Linked DNA regions of Mus musculus: region 1 is linked to region 2. Evidence: chromatin loops called from intact Hi-C (ENCODE). Cell type or tissue: gastrocnemius. All regions are shown on one strand. Links, peaks and the distances in the headings refer to the core of each region. The heading gives the core; the rest is flanking DNA.

What was found. Peaks named below come from ENCODE experiments on the same cell type or tissue, not always from the same donor. Only the 100,000 strongest peaks of a DNase experiment are listed, where the experiment ranks them.
Region 1: a loop joins it to region 2, with 10 times the contacts of the local background. A loop is called at or near these places in 30 of 42 quality-filtered maps.

The regions. Positions count from the first base shown.
Region 1 is chr5:135,231,600-135,240,003 of GRCm38, forward strand. Baz1b (bromodomain adjacent to zinc finger domain, 1B) reads left to right here. Exons shown (of 19, transcript NM_011714.2): 13 at 1-183; 14 at 4,676-4,823; 15 at 6,320-6,467. Among named protein-coding and RNA genes, the nearest start is that of Fzd9, 15 kb to the right of the region's middle. In gastrocnemius, for the core only: no CTCF peak of the experiment used is centred there; a DNase peak (open chromatin) is centred at 5,175; H3K27ac peaks cover 1,387 bases.
Region 2 is chr5:135,283,350-135,291,753 of GRCm38, forward strand. It overlaps a transcript of Fkbp6 not described here. Among named protein-coding and RNA genes, the nearest start is that of Fzd9, 37 kb to the left of the region's middle. In gastrocnemius, for the core only: a CTCF peak has its summit at 3,089; a DNase peak (open chromatin) is centred at 3,074.

The sequences.
Region 1 (8,404 bases), core at 2,209-7,208, 51 kb before region 2:
GTCATTTCCTTAGAGAAACTGAAGGATTTTGGTGAATGCGTCATTGCCCTTCAAGCCAGTGTCATAAAGAAATTTCTGCAAGGATTTATGGCGCCTAAGCAGAAGAAGCGGAAACTCCAAAGTGAAGATTCCACAAAGTCCGAGGAAGTAGATGAAGAGAAAAAGATGGTAGAGGAAGCAAAGGTACTGAGCTGCTGAGTCTAAGCAGTGGGAACGCCTTTGAGTGTAAGACCGAGAAGTAGAGCCACTGCCTGTAGTTGAGCTGTCTGTTTCTGCTGAACAGCTGTGTGTTGAACACATAGTAAGGTAGAACGTCTAATGAACGTGCTTGCCCTGTGGCAGGCTCAGCATCATTTAGCTTTACTTATGCTGGGAAGTCCAGTTTTTCCCCTGGTAACAGTGTAGCCAGCTTCTGCTGTGGCTCCGTGTTTTGGCCTCAGCTTTACCAGAGAGGATTGTCCACATGTCAGCATGTCATTGCTATCTCAGAAAAGACGGACCTACCTGGCGTTTCTACTAAACGAGTATCTCTATCCCTTTCACACCATCCTAAAACTGAACCCCCCCAGGTGGTGGGGCAGGTCTTTAATCCTAGCAGGCATGTCTCTGAGTTTAAAGCTAGGACAGCCAGGGCTATACAGAAAATCTGCCTCAAAAGGAAAAAAGAGAATTGAAGCCATTGTGAGTCTAGGCCATCTGTGCTGATAGAAAGGAGTGGCCTTTGGGCTAACTTGTGAGGGTGGCAGGGTGAGCAGTAGGTGTGGGAGCTGGTTTTCTGAAGGAACCTCAAATGCAGATTAAAATGATGTATGTCTCACTGTCAGACAAATCCATCTAGTTTTCTTTTGTTTTTTGTTGTAGCCAGTGTTCTCACTGTGCTGGCCTGGAACTCTGTGTAAACTGGCCTAGAACCAGAGTTCTACCGGCCCCTGTGATTAAAGGTGTGTTTCACCATGCCTGACCTTTTGTTTTGTGTTGTTTGTTTTGTTTTGCTTTTTTTGTTTTGTTTTGGTTTTGGTTTTTCAAGACAGGGTTTCTCTGTATAGTCCTTGTTGTCCTGGAACTCACTTTGTAGACCAGGTTGGCCTCGAACTCAGAAATCCACCTGCCTCTGCCTCCTGAGTGCTGGGATTAAAGGCGTGCGCCACCACGCCCGGCTTTGTTTTGTTTTGCTTTAATCCAGGGTCTTAATATAGCCCCAGCTGGGTTTGAACTTCTGAGTCCTCTTTGAACCTCCCAAGTGATGCACAGGCAAGCATCACTATAGGCAGATAGCTTTAATAAGTCTCTTCCCTGGGGGCTACAGGGATAGCAAAGCAGTTGAGAGCATCGGGCTGCTCTTGTAGAGGACCTGGGTTCAATTTTCAGCACCCACATGGCAGCTCACAACTGTCTCTTAACTCCAGTTCTAGCTGGTCCAACAAGCCCTTTTATCTGTGCATATGTGATTACAAGCAAAAATGCTTAAGAGTAAGTCTCCTGCTCTTCCTAAACGCCTCAGAGTTCATGCACAGTTGTTCCTCCTTACTTTCCTTAGACCCCGTGGTGCATGGTTCAGGGAGGAGCGTTTGGAGGAAGCGGGTTTACACGCCTATGACTGTATTTATGAGAAGCTGGTTTACTGAATGCTACATGGGTTTTGTTTTTAACTCAGTTTTTGTTTTATGTGTATGTGTGTTGCACATATTTGTGTGTCACAGCAAGTGGGGGTCAGAGGACAGTTTGCAGGAGCCTGTCATTTCATCATGCAGGTCTTGTTGGGCTTGGTGTCGATTGCCTGCTCCCTGTGAGCCATGCTGCCCTTTAACCCAGCTGTGTACGGATTTTTATTGGAAAGCTCTTAGAAAGGATCTTTCCTAGCTATTCATTTTTCTTGTGACATTTTCTTCTTACTGAGGACCAGGTAATTAAGTCTCATTAAGGTCCCTTTTTGTACTAAACCCTAAGCTGAAATAAATATAAGCCCTAGACAGTACAGAAGTGGAGAACTTCTTGGAAAAATCAGGTTGCTTGCTGAGTTGTTCTGCTGTGTTCTGTTCTAGCAATATCCTGCCCTGCAGCTCCCACCAAAGGTCAGTTTTGCCACAGCTCAAAATTTTCCACTGTCCTCCGCTTTGAAAGTTTCCACTTAGCAAGGGCCAGAGTTTCCTTGGCCGGGACCAGGCTGCTACATGAGTTTATGTCAGTCTCGTCTGGGCTCCAGTTTCTTGGGATCTGTGAGATCGTTTCAAGGTCTAGGGTATGCATTTAAAAAATTTTTAAATAGTGTTTATTTCCACCTATATTGATATGTGTGTGCCTGCTTGTCTGTGTGTGCACCATGTGCATACAATGCTTTCAAAAACCCAGAAGAAAGCATCAGCTCCCCTGGAACTAGAGTTATGGGCAGTTGTCAGCTACCTGATGTGGGTGCTGGAGACTGAGCTATAGCTCTCTACAAGAGCAGAAGTACTCTTAACTGTAAGCCAACTCTTCAGTCCTAGTCTATAAATACAACACCAATTTTGTTTCTCTGAATTGAGAAACATAATGTATACTTTAGGAAAATCCTGGGGTCTGTCATTCTTTCTCTCTTTCTGTCTCTATTTCTCTTCTCTCCTTCTCTGTCTCTTTTAAGACTGGGTCTTTTATTTTATGTATGTGAGTACTCTGTAGCTGTCTTCAGACATACCAAAATAGGGCATCAGATCTCATTAAAGAGGGCCGTGAGCCCCCACATGGTTGCTGGGAATTGAACTCAGAACCTCTGGAAGTGCTCTTAACTGCTGAGCCATCTCTCCAGCCCTTGAGACTGAGTCTTAACCATGTGGTCCAGGCTTGCCTCAAACCTATAATTCTGTCTCAGCTTCTTGAGTGTTGAAATAATAGATGTGTGTCACTATGTCTGGCTTTGTCTCTAATTTGTTTGCATTTGTTCTGACAACTCTTACTGTGTCTGCCCCTTTTTTGTTTTGTTTTGTTTTTATGAGACAAGGTTTTACCCTATAGCCCAAGCTGACCTTGAACTCATAGTGATCCTCCTGCCTCAGACTCTCAAGTGCTGAAATTACAGATCTGAGTCGCTGTGGGAGTCTCTTAGCACCAGACAACATAGAATGATCCGAGGGAAGCAAGAAGACAGTTCAGTTCAACATTACTGACTGATGTTGGTTCAAACATCAGGAATCTGACCCCGGGTGATTTATTTTAGGCATTTTTATTTTGTCTGCGACCCCCACCCCCACCCCCACCCCTCCAGAGCTGAGGACTGAAGCCAGGGCCTTGCACTTGCTAGGCAAGCACTCTACAATTGAGCTAAATCACCAACCCCTATTTTATGCATTTTTAAGTACCGTACAATTTGGTGAAAATTTTCCTATTAGTGATTAACCCAATCTCATGTACAGTAAAGCGCGAAGTAAGCTAAGCTAAGATCAGAGGCAGCTGCATCAAAACGTGAAGTACGAGTGACGCCTCCATGCACGAATGACTCCTCACAGCACCTTTATAAAGATGGGCTCTGTAGCTTGAAGAAAACAAGCTTAGGATAAGGCTTTAGGGGAGGATCTGGTGTGATGTCACAGATAAAGGTTGCCAGACTAGTGTACGTCTACTCCCAGCATTCTAGGGATGACAGCTCATACATCCCTTCCTTTGAAGTGAAAACCCCATGTGGTTAGCATTCCAGGGTCCCAAGTGCTTCTCTGTGAGCACAAGGACTTATACCCGTTCCATAAGCTTTCAGACCTGGCTTATCTTTTATTATTTCAGTTGTATAAATTTAATAGTAATGCAATATAACTCAGTATATGTACAGTCTATATAGTAATAGAGTAGCTAGTATCTCTCCTCTTTAAATACAGTTCATTTAGTTAGAAATTCATTCATTCATTCATTTATTTGTATATTTATGGCAGAGTTTTTTGGTGTGGCCCTGGCTGTCCTGGAACTTGCTCTGTAGACCACGCTGGCTTTGAGCTCAGAGATCTGCCTGCCCCTGCTTCTTTAGTGCTAAGATTAAAGGCACGCACCACCACAACCTGACTAGATTTAGTTTATGCATGTGAGTGGTTTGCCTGCACATGCACGCGTGCATGTGTAACACATGTGGTTTTGGTGCCCACAGAGGTAAGAAGAGGAGGGATGTTAGATCCTCTGAACTGGAGGTCTAGATTCTTATAAACCACTCTGTGGGTACTGGGAAGGTCCTCTGCAAGTACTCTTAATCACCTAGTCCCATTTAAACACTCTAAAAGTTCCTTAATACCTAATAATTGTGCATATTTATGAGGTGCTGTGGTTTTGCCCCCCCCCCCCCCCCAGGGTTTCTCTGTGTAGCCCTGGCTGTCCTGGAACTCACTTTCTAGACCAGGCTGGCCTCGAACTCAGAAATCCTCCTGCCTCTGCCTCCCAAGTGCTGGGATTAAAGGCGTGCGCCACCACTGCCTGGCTCATTCTACTTCTAAATGACACTGATGTCACTGGAAGAGACATGTTGCTTATCCCTACTCTATGCTTAGTTTTGCTGTGACCTCTTCCAGGCTTGGTTTTTATTTTGAAGCCTTGATGGTGGGTTTTAATGAAACTCTAAAATTCAAATATTCTCTGAATTCTTTCCTTACCCATCCTTAGCCCTGTCTAATCTTTGGTCATAATATCATGGTCATAATATCTGGCTGTTTCACTTGCTGCTTAGGTTGCCTCTGCACTGGAAAAATGGAAAACAGCAATCCGTGAAGCACAGACCTTTTCCAGGATGCATGTTCTACTTGGGATGCTCGATGCATGTATCAAGTGGGACATGTCAGCAGAAAACGCTAGGTGCAAAGTTTGTCGAAAGAAAGGTATGCATTGAGGAAAGTTGTTCATTGACTGTTTGGGACTAGGCTTTCCAAAACCTTTTTCTTTTCCTTTGAAGGAATTTTGGTTTTTTGAGACGGGGTTTCTCAGTGTAGCCTTGGCTGTCCTGAAACTTGCTCTGTAGATCAGACTGGCTGCCTCTCTCTCCCAAGTGCTGGGAACCACCACAATCCACCTTCTGAAGGAATTTTTGTGCATCATTTAGCCCTGTTCCTGTGTGCACGGTTAAACTGTGGTAGGCAGACTTTCTGCATGCAAGTTAGTTAATTTAAAATCTACAGTCCCTCAGGAACCGTAGAGCATTTGTCAGCTGTGAGATGAGGTAGGTGCTTCCAGCAGGGGGCAGTCTTTGCACATTGCACACCCAGACCTCAGTCTTTAGCCTAGAGCTGGGAACAGAGCATTTGGAAATGGTTTTTATTTCTCCTTGACTAAGTCCATCTTTATGAGTTAGCTTAGGGCTCAGTTTCCAAAGAGTGAGGCACTGTGTAGACTTGGTTGCTGTAAAACTGACCAGACTGATAGTTAGAAAAGAAAGTTAGTCAGATGAAGGTCATACAGTGTGGAGAAACCAGACTACTGAGGACCATGCAGACATGTGTGGGAGAGTTTCGGGGTCCAAGAAGAACAGCAGAGTCTCCAGCCAGTGATTTTTCTGCCTTTTAGTTAAAGTACATGTACAATTAAACATGTTTTATTTATTTACTTACTTATTTTGAGATAGTGTCTCATGTAACTCTGGCTAGACTGAAAAACTCAAAAATACCTACCTGCTTCTGCCTCCTCAGTGTTGGCATTAAAGGAGTGTGTCCCCATGTCCCTTAGTTAACTCTTAGTGACTATTAACTGCCCTGCCCTGCTTCTTGGTAGTTCTGAGGAGATGAGTTAGGAACTCTCCCTAAATTGTCCAATTTTCAGAAAGTAAATGCACTTTTTAAAGAGCAGGCTGCAAAGATGTTCAGGTTGGTAACATCTTTGTTACAAAGTTGCACACAAGCCTGAAGACCTAGTTCCATTGCTCACCTAAGTAAGGAGGTGGAGACAGGGGGTTTGACAGAACCAGTGTCTAGCTCTGGGCTCCAGTGAGAGACTCAGTATGCTGATGTGGAAAGCTGTCAAATACAGCAACTAATGTCAGCCTCTAGCCTCCATGTGCATACAGAGAAGCAGCAGGGGGTGCTGGGATGTACCTGTGATTCTACCACTTGGGGGGCAGGGGCAGGAGGAGCTCCCCGGATTCTAGGCCACTGTGTGCTATACACTGAATCCTTGTCTTGAAAGAAAGACAAAGGAGCTGGAGTGGTGCTCCACGCTCACAAGTGCTTGCAGCTGTTCTAGAGGATCCGTGTTGGGCAGCTAGGACTCCAGCTCTAGGGGATCCAGATTCTCGGGCACACATGGGCGTGAATAAGGAGAGGGAGAAGTGCTGTGCTGCGCTGTGCTGCGCTGCCAACAGTGCTGTGTGCGCCTGTCTTTGCAGGTGAGGATGACAAGCTGATCCTGTGTGACGAGTGTAATAAAGCCTTCCACCTGTTCTGTCTGAGGCCGGCCCTTTATGAAGTACCAGATGGCGAGTGGCAGTGTCCAGCTTGCCAGCCTCCTACTGCCAGACGCAATTCCCGTGGCAGGTGAGAAGTTTTTAAAAGTAAGCTGGGGGCTGGAGATCTGGTTAATATTCACTTGGCATGTAAAAAGGCCTCGATTTGATCCCTAGCACTGCAGAAGTCAGGCATGGTGCTACAAGTCTGTTATCCCAAACACTAGGAAGGTGGAGGCAGGAGGATCAGTAGCACTGGGTCATCCTTGGCTACAAAACAGTTCAAAGACTTTCTGGGCTGTGTGAGACCATTAGATAACTTCGTTGGAAAATTAGTTTCAGTTACTCAAAACTGAGCGTTTCTAAGGAGTTAAAGCTTATTAGGGTGCAAAGCTTGGTCATTTATGGTACAGATACAGGAGCTTAGGTGCTATATGACTCTGGTTTAGGGTGTGACTGTGCGCGCGCGCGCGTGTGTGTGTATAGTTTTAATTGTATCTCTCTCTCTCTTTGTATCTCTCTCTTTTGCGGCGGGGGGGGGGGGGGGGGTTCGAGACAGGGTTTCTCTGTGTAGCCCTGGCTGTCCTGGAACTCACTCTGTAGACCAGGCTGGCCTCTAATTAATTTTACTTCTTTCTGTGTATGGCTGTTTTGCCTGAGTGTGTGTAAGTAATATTGATGGAGGTGAGAAGGGTATATTGAATCCCCTGGAACTGGAGTTGTGGTCACAGGCTATCATGTGGGTGATGGGAATTGAACCCTGGTTCTTCAAGAGCAACAAGTGCTCTAACTGCTGAGCCATTTGGTTTTGTTTACTGTTGACATTTTTGCTTCTTGCTGTTAGCCCTGTACCCTCCCTCTTTTGTTTTGGTCTTTCAAGCAAGGTTTCTCTGTATAGTCCTGGATGTCTTTGAACTCAGAGATCTGCCTGGCTCTTCTGGGTGCATGCTCACACACACACACACATACACACCACATTTAACTGTATGTAAGCATTTTACCTGAATCTATGTCTATGCACTACATGTGTGCCTGGTGCCTATGGAGGCCAGAAGAGGGCACTGGTCCTCTGAAAGCCAAGTTAGAGATTGTTGTGAGCGTCTGTGTAGGTTTTAGGAATTAGCCCTAGGTCCACTGCAAGAACTGCCACTGTTTGAGCCATCTCTCTAGCCCCTTGATACACTTTATTAACATCTTTTCCTGCCTTTAAATTTACCTCATTGTTACTTTATAGCCGCTTCTACAGGCAATCACTACTGAATATCTACAGCCAAATCATTGCCTTCTCGACCCATGCTTAGTTTCCTTCCCTGCTGTCTATTTGGACATGGTTTCTCCTATGTCAGTACAGCCAAACCAGCACCTTGAAGGCACCTAATATTTCCCCAGTTAACTGTCGTTACTTCTTACATTGACATTTGAGATGTGAAAGGGCATCCTTACGGGCACGAGGCTGTCTCTTGTAAAGGGCAGAGCTGTTTGATTCCAACCACACCTTAGCAGCCGTGCTGGGTTAGTTCTCCCTCTGTCTCCATTACCATGTCCTCTTGTAGGGACATGCGGTGTGCTGCTCTGAAGTAGTGTTTTTTTAGACCAGCTGTTCTGAGCCGGGATTAGTTGCTTTGTTGTGTGGTCATCTGCAAGCTGTCTCAGCTCCTGGAAGAGAGCCATCAAGGTGTGCAGTAACACCTGCCAGCCTCTCAGCCCTCTCAATACACCCCAGAGTCGGGCAGCTGTGGTGTCTAAAATGTTTCCTTATCTGGCTTTTGTGAGACAAAAGTAATGGTGGTTTATACTGTTTGTGAGAGGAAGTAGAGGTTGTATTTTGTTCTTGGTCCCCTTCCTCCATTGATGTCCCTTAAGCCCTTGTAGGCTAGGGCAGGGCACATGCTGCTGAAGCATAGTAGGACTGACCTCCAGGTCTCTCCCCTTACTGTCAGCTCAGTCTGGTCCATGAATAGCCATGCTGCAGAGATGTAAGGGGCTTTAGCTCTCCGTAAGCCGTCCTGGACTGAACTGAAACCATGT
Region 2 (8,404 bases), core at 1,177-6,176:
AGCTTGCAGACCTGCCTGGGCTTCTGTTCTAGCTTCCTTCCTATTACTGAGATGAGGCACTCTGGCCAAAAGCAATTGAGGGAGGAAAGGACTTATTTGGTTTACCCTTGCATGCCACAATCCATCATCTAGGGAAACCAGGGCAGGAACTTAGGTCAGGAACCCGAAGGCTGGCTTGCTATTCTAAGCAATATTACCTCTGACCAGGGAACTCACTTTATAGCTAGCAGTCATGGTAGATGAATGCTGTTATCCAGCTCGCTCATGCAGGCTCACACTTAGCTTTCTCATACTGCCCAGAACTACTTTGCCTAGGGAATGGTTGCCACCCACAGTGGGCTAAGCCCTCCCACATCAATTAACAATCATAACCCCTCCCTTGCAGACATGTCCACAGGCCAATCAGATCTAGGTGATTCCTCAATTGATTCTTCCTTCTCAGGTGACTCTAGGCTGTGTCAAGTTGGCAGTAAAAGCTAACCAGAAGAAGTTCATAGGAAGGAAGAGACCTGGCAGAAACCCCAATACCCATGGCCTGGGTGGGATCCTGTCCCTGGCCTAGATTAGTCTTTTTTTTTCTTTAATCAAGGGTTTGCCAGTTATGTCTCCTCTACAGGGCATGCCAGTGCAGACTGATCTCAGTCTAGGCTACCTGCTGTGTACTGCCACACCATCTTGTCTACGTGGCAGGGGTTCCTTTAATAGTTATCAATGAAGGGGCTGGACAGGTGTTTGGAAGTTAGCAGCACTGGCTGCTCTTCCAAAGGACCTGGGTTCTGTTTCCAAGACCCATATGATAGCTCATGGCATCTGTAATTCCAGTTCCTGTGGATCCAATACCCTGGTCAAGCCACTGTGAGCACCAGGCACACACATAGTGCTCATGAACATGGGGCAGCTGATGAACACGGGGCAAACACATACATGTAGGCAAAACACTCATACACTTTAAAAAATCATTTTAAGAAGTATCATAGTTGGGTGTGGGTGGCCTTTAATACCAGCATTTCGGAGGCAGAGGCAGGTGGATCGCTGTAGGCAATTTGGTCTACATAGGAAGTCCCAAGTCAGGCAAGGCTATGTAGTGAGTCCCTGCTTCATACAAAATTATCATTGTTATGACTACTTTAGTGGTGCTGGAGAGTGACCTTAGGGCCTCCTACATGCTAGGCAGTAACTCGACCACTGCACCATGCCTCCCTGCCCCCCCCCCCCCACTCCTCACTGGGGATCACTGTCTCTTCCCTCTCTTCTTTGAAACAGGGTATTTGTTTATGTTTTTTAGAGACAGGGTTTCTCTGTGTAGCCCTGGCTGTCCTGGAACTCACTCTGTAGACCAGGCTGGCCTTGAACTCACAGAGATCCACCTACCTCTGCCTCCCTGAGTGCTGGGATTAAAGACGTACACCACCACCCATCAGATAGGACCTTGATAAGTTACACAGGCTAGCCTTGAACTTGTTCTCCTGCCAAGGCAGGTCTTGAACCTGAATCCCTTCCATTCCAGCTCCTTTAATAGCTGTGACTACAAGCCTGCATCACCAGGTCCATCCCATAAGAGGTTCCCAGTAGACAAAAGCCTTGCTGGGACCTAGGCTGAGTGAGGATGTATGGAGCTATCTTACTAGTGGCTTCTATGATGCCCCATTCTAGACTCTCCAAAAGAGATCTGAGATTCTCCATCACTGTCCCAAGTCTGCAGCCACCTTGGGTTTCAGGGACAGCAGAGCTTTGAAGACAGGATCGCCAAGGATGAGATCAGCTTCCGAGCAGACACAGTCACCTGAACCAGTGTGTCCCCTCAAACAATGACTTCTGAGGATCACCTCACAGAGCTGAGACATTGATCCACCAGACTATGCTCTGGCCAGGCCTGCTTAACCACGCCTGCCTGCTACTTACCCTGATTCTTTCTCATATTAAACCTAAAGCTCATGTCAGTACCCCCAAAACAGTCTTGGGATTGCCAGCCTCCTTATCTGTCTCTCTTTCACATACAAAACTTGGTTCAAGCTCTCTGCTTTCTCCCAGCATTCTCTTTAATTGCACTGGGAAGGTAGCCAAGGCTAGTTTCAAGCAAGGGCTTTAGCCACGGGGGTCTTGTGAGCTCCGAGGGGCTTTTCTTAGAAAGAGGCTCAGCTTGCAAAGTGCTTGCCACACAAGCATGAGGACCTAAGGTTGATTCCCAGAGCCTAGGTTAAAAAGTCAGGCATTGTGGCTTGTGCTTGTAACCCCAGCATGGGGGAGGCAGAGAGAGGCAAATCGCAGGAGTTTGCTGGCCAGCCTGTCTGCCCAAAGCCATGAACTTTAGTTTCAGTGAGAGGTCGCATCTCAGGAGATAAGATGGAGCTGTGTGTGGTGGTGTACACCTTTAAGATCAGCACTATGAGCCGCGAGTGGTGGCGCACGCCTTTAATCCCAGCACTCGGGAGGCAGAGGCAGGCAGGTTTCTGAGTTCAAGGCCAGCCTGGTCTACAGAGTAAGTTCCAGGACAGCCAGGGCTATACGGAGAAACCCTGTCTTGAAAAACCAAAAATAAAAAAACAAAACAAAAAAAGATCAGCACTATGAAAGCAGAGGGAGGTGGATCTCTGAGATTGAGGCCATCCTGGCCTTTACAGCAAGTTATAGGCAGCCAGAGTGAGGTTCTGTCTTTTATAAAAGTCACCGGCCAGATGGTGGTGGCGTACGCCTTTAATGTCAGCACTCAGGAGGCAGAGGCAGGCAAATCTGAGTTCAAGGCCAGCCTGGTCTACAGAGTGAGTTCAGGAAGGCCAGGGCTATATACTAAGACCCTGTCTCAAAAATTTTTTTTTCTCCAGAGTGCCGGAGGAATGAGCCCCTGTCTGTATTTTGTCTGTGGAGGGAGGGGTACACTGGAGTCAGGACACACACTGTACCCTTGTGTGGGGCCAGCCTCTATTACCACCCAGGTCCCCTCTCTGACCCTGGAACCATTTCATTCCAGCAGTGTGGAGATCACATCCCTGACTGGGCCCTGCTGTCAGCAATGTTCTGCCTGTGGTATAGTGAGCATCCCAGGGGTCAATGGCTGCGACTGACAGCATGACGTGGGCTATGTCGCCCCCTATCGTCTGATGCGCTCCGCAAGAGCCAGTTTGATCCTTGTGGACTGGGTTCTGAGAGCTCAAATCCTTATTTCTCTCTCTGTCTCATTGTCTGTCTGTCTCTGTCTCTGTCTCTCTGCCTGTGGTGTGTGCATGTATGCTATGTATCCCATGTTGGGGTGCAGGAGTTGTTTCCACCACGCTGGCCCTGTGGCTGGAACTCAAGATGACCAGGCTTGGCCACATGTGCCGATGCCCTGTGTGAACTCACAGTCCTTCAAATTCCGTTTTTGAAAGAGAGAAGAAAGACTGAGGGAGGAGGGTAGAAAGCCTGAGGCTACGCTGGGCAAATGAGACTCTATGTTAATATAAAAAACACAAAGAAGGGCTGACTGGGTGTGTAGCTTAGCTGTAGGAATTTCCCAACATGCACAAGGTCCTCGATTTCAGTGCCCAGCAGTGGATAATAACCACCAAACCAGCAACTGGTGGAGCGATGGGATCCGAGGGCTGGGGTGTGTTTCAATGTAGAACACTGGCGAGCACGGGTGGGTGCTTAACCCTAAGCACTTGTACTCTCTTCAGACCCACCTGTGCCACAGACCTTCCTTCCCTGGGACTCAGAGGCTAATTCTAAAGTGACCCTGGGGATCCGTTCCACTGTGGCTAGAGCAAGGCCTGGGAGGGGTCATCCCTACTGTGTCTGCCTAGGAAGATGGTTCTGGAAGCTTCCGGTCCATTCTAAGGCAGCCTTTTCCACCCTAGGTGAGTGTGGCCACACAATGGTGGCAGGCTGAGCACTGCAGAGCCCAGACCTCTGGCTGCCCAGAGGTGGTGAGAGACACCCATTATCTGTTCCCACATTACCAGGGAGTCTGGCTATGTGGCATCCACACGGACACATTTCACAAGAACACACATACAAAGCATGAAGCATGGAGAAGGAGACAACACGCTGGGAGCTAGAAAGGGGATATCAAAGCCCTGGAACCCACCTTACCTGAGAAGGGTGGATAGCTGGAAACGGTGGGGGCATGCCTGTCATCCCTGCTACTGGGAAGGCTGAGGCAGGAAGATTTCAAGTTCAAGGCTTATCTTGGCTACAGAATGAGTTCCAGGCCAGCATAGGCAACTTAGGAGACTCTGCCTAGCAAAGGAGAGTTTAAAAAAAAAAAAGGCTGAGTTGAGATATAACTTAGTAGCAGAAAAGCTGCCTAGAATCCCCCAGAAAGGGGCTGGGGGTGTGGCTCAGTGGTAGAGCCCCTGCCTAGAATCCCCCAGTGAGGGGCTGGGGGCGTGGCTCAGTGGTAGAGCCCCTGCCTAGAATCCCCCAGTGAGGGGCTGGGGGTGTGGCTCAGTGGTAGAGCCCCTGCCTAGAATCCCCCAGTGAGGGGAAACTAAAAGAGGAAATTGTAACGAAGTCACCTTGACTATGCTGGATAGCCTTGCATGCTCTCTGGTTCAGGTATCAGAGGAGCAGCTGATGTCAGGGCAGGGAGACACGAGGGACCTCGCAATGCTTACTGAAGTGCTTGTGTGAGGACAACTGGGGGAGCCATTCTGCTGCATTCAGCAGGAAGAAAATCACAAGGGCACCTCTAGCAGGTGCTTCACACTGTACCCAGCTGTATCAGTGACCTAACCGAGACCTCCCCCTTATCCTTGAACAGATGTGAAGCATTCTCTGGGGTAGCCATGCTATGATTTCTTTTCCCAGTTCCTCGGAAGAATTTGAAGTCTTCTTTCTTTTTTTTTTTTAATATTTTTTATTACATATTTTCCTCAATTACATTTCCAATGCTATCCCAAAAGTCCCCCATACCCTCCCCCCCACTTCCCTACCCACCCATTCCCATTTTTTTGGCCCTGGCATTCCCCTGTACTGGGGCATATAAAGTTTGCGTGTCCAATGGGCCTCTCTTTCCAGTGATGGCCGACTAGGCCATCTTTTGATACATATGCAGCTAGAGTCAAGAGCTCCGGGGTACTGGTTAGTTCATAATGTTGTTCCACCTATAGGGTTGCAGATCCCTTTAGCTCCTTGGGTGCTTTCTCTAGCTCCTCCATTGAATTTGAAGTTTTCTGTCCTATTGCTTCTCCAGCCATGGTTGAGCTAGCCACTGTGACAAGACACCTGCCATAAACAAAGATGGCTTACACTGGTTCATGTTCCAGGGACCTTAGAGCATGGTCAGCTGGGCCTGGGCAGAGGTAAGCAGGTGGCAGCTGGATGGCAGGATGCAGCAGAGCTGCTCATTTCATGGTGGCCAGAGACAGGGCCAAGCTAGTCCCAATGGGGGGGGGGGAAGCTAGTCCCAATTGGGGGGGGGCGCATTCTCCCAACCAGGCTTCCCCTCGTATAAGCTCTTCAGCTATGAACTCATCGGTGGGTTGACAAGGGTGACTTGGTGCCCTCCTGATCTATTCTCTTCTCAGGAGTGCCCTAGCTGGGACCTGAGACTTCCACACGGGAGCTTTTCCACCCAAAGGACACATCCAAATAGGGACAATGGTACAGGGTGAGCATCCTTTTAGCCCAGTGTCACTGTTTTAGGAGATTCTTGGAAATGGTGATGCTGGGTTATATTCTGAGTGTGTCTTCTTATATTTAAAATATTTACTTTTAATTATGTGTCTGTGTGTGCATGTGAGTGTTAGATACCTGCAGAAGTCTGAATATGGTATTGATTCCGAGAGCTAGAGTTACAGGTAGTTGTGAGCTGACATGGGTGATGGATCAGATGTGAACTTGGGTCCTCTGAAAGAGCAGTACTCACTTTTAACTACTGAGACATCCTTTTTGAAACCGGGTCTCACCATAAAACCTGGCTGGCCTGGAACTCACTATGTAGACTAGGATGGCCTCAAACTCAGAGAGACCTGCCTGCCTCTGGCTCCTAAGCACTAGGATTAAAGGCGTGTTCCACCATACCTGCCCCTCCCCATTAAAAAAAAAAACATTTATTTTGTGTGTACATGCAGGCTCCTCGGTGATTCTAAATCCAGGCAAACTGCCAATCAAGACTGTTTGTACGCAAGGGGGGCACAGTAGACATGACGTGACTGCTCCATTGGTCGGTCAGTGAACGTTTTTATCACAGACACGAGAGAGAATAACCGGTGGCATCCAGAGCACAAAGAAGCAGACGAGTGTGGACATGGCCAGGTCCAGAGAAGTGGGAGAAAATAGTGGACATGAGAGGGGGGGAGAGAGAGAGAGAGAGAGAGAGAGAGAGAGAGAGAGAGAGAGAGAGAGAGGAGAGAGAGAGAGAGAGAGAGAGACAGACAGAGGAGAGAGGGGGGGAGGAGAGAGGAGAGAGACAGAGAGAGAGAGAGGAGAAAGAGAGAGGGGGGAGGAGAGAGACAGAGAGAGAGAGAGAGGAGAGGGAGGGAGGGAGAGAGAGGAGAGAGACAGACAGACAGACACAGAGAGAGAGGAGAGAGAGAGAGGAGAGAGAGGGGGAGGAGAGAGGAGAGAGAGAGGAGAAAGAGAGAGGGGGAGGAGACAGAGAAAGAGGAGAGAGAGAGGAGAGAGAGAGGGAGGGAGGGAGAAAGAGAGAGAGGAGAGAGACAGACAGACAGACACAGAGAGAGAGGAGAGAGAGAGAGGAGAGAGAGAGAGAGGAGAGAGGAGAGAGAAGAGAAAGAGAGAGGGGGAGGAGAGAGACAGAGAGAGAGGAGAGAGAGGAGAGGAGAGAGAGAGAGAGAGAGAGAGAGAGAGAGAGAGAGAGAGAGAGAGAGAGAGGGAGGGAGGGAGGGAGAGAGAAGAAGGTAGCCAGAGAGAGTGTCCTAAGAAACACCCAGGTTATAAGAAGGGTAAGTAGCTAGGGGGAGGGAAGCCCATGGGCTGGAGGGAGTTTTGGGTAGGGGAGGTGAGAAGGGCAGGACAGAGGCATGGGTTTTGATATGTAACTACAGGTAAGAGAAATGGCTCTTTAGGGCAAGTGGGACTTGGTCTAACAAGTTCCCCCAGGACTGGACGCTTTTATCTCACCAACAGAAATCCTATAGTTCAGGGCCTGTGCTCATTTCTGGATCTTTAACAGCTCAAGACCCATCAATCAGTCCCATCCAAACAGAGCCACTGAGGTGGGGCAGCCTGGAATCCCAGAGCTTACAGTTGAGGCAGAAGGCTCACAAGCACTAGACCAACTGATACACATACTGAGGTGTAGGCCAGCCTGAGCTGTAAAGTGAGATTGTCTCAAAGCCCCACTCCTCCTGAGAAACACTAGGTAGAGAGAGGACCATGGGTCATGACCGTAAGATTCAGCAGGTTTGGGCCTCCTGAGTCTGGAGAGACTGAGGGACATCTGCTGCCATATGAAGCCAGGGCATGGCCCAGATCTGGAGCCACAGATTTGGGAGTGTCATGGAGGTTCTCAGAGAACTACTGGGAAGTCACCAGCCCCAGCCCCGGTCATGTACCATCTTCTCCAGGAGAAGGCTGGCCTAGCCCGGTCTGCTGAGAGGGAAGGAAGCGGATGGGGCAGAGGCAGGGGCTTGGTTTGGGTCAGGGGCACACTAGTCTCCTGTGCGTATGTGGCCTCCATGGGTCCTTACCCTCGCCCTTGCAGTATCTTCAGGACATGAAGAACGCCTGTGAGAGAATTTCCAGTGGTAGGAAACTGAGAGAAGGCTAAAGGGAAGGAAGCTCTTCCTGAGACCAGGAAACCCAGCAGTGGCAGGTCAGAAACTTGGCTGGGTGGAGACCAGTCAGCATTAGGAATGCCTGTCTAATGGCTGGCTCTCTTTGAGCTCAGTGTGAAGATGGGAAGGCAGGGTGTACTGGATAACTGCTTGTGGTGCGGGAGGAAGGCACAACAGCAGGCAGCATGCCGGAAGGATGGCCAGACAAGGGACCAGCGACAGCATTGTGAAGGGATATTCAGGTTGTGGCCTGGGGGCAGGGTGAGTACCATGTGAAAGACTGTGTGTGTGTGTGTGTGTGTGTGTGTGTTCTGCTGGGAACTGAACAGCTGGGAGGCAGTTGAGAGGGAGGAGGGTCCTTCTGCTTTAGCCTCAAGAGCAAGCACAGGGCACTAGGCAGGACTCTAGGGCTCCAGCAGGAAGACTAATTGGCTTTCAGTTTCCAATTACCTTGCCTGGCCACAGCTCCCCACAGAGAGGTGTCAAGTGTGCCTTGTCCAGGTGCATGGCGAATCTGTGGCTCTAGTCAGCAGACCCTATTCCACTCCTGCTGCTCTCTACAAATGGCTCCCTCTCCCCACCATGGATCCACTTCAGGAGTTGAGCCCAATTCACACAATGAATTGTACTGCATACTGCTAGGACAAGAACATGTTTTATTTACAACAAAAACAATTGTAACATAA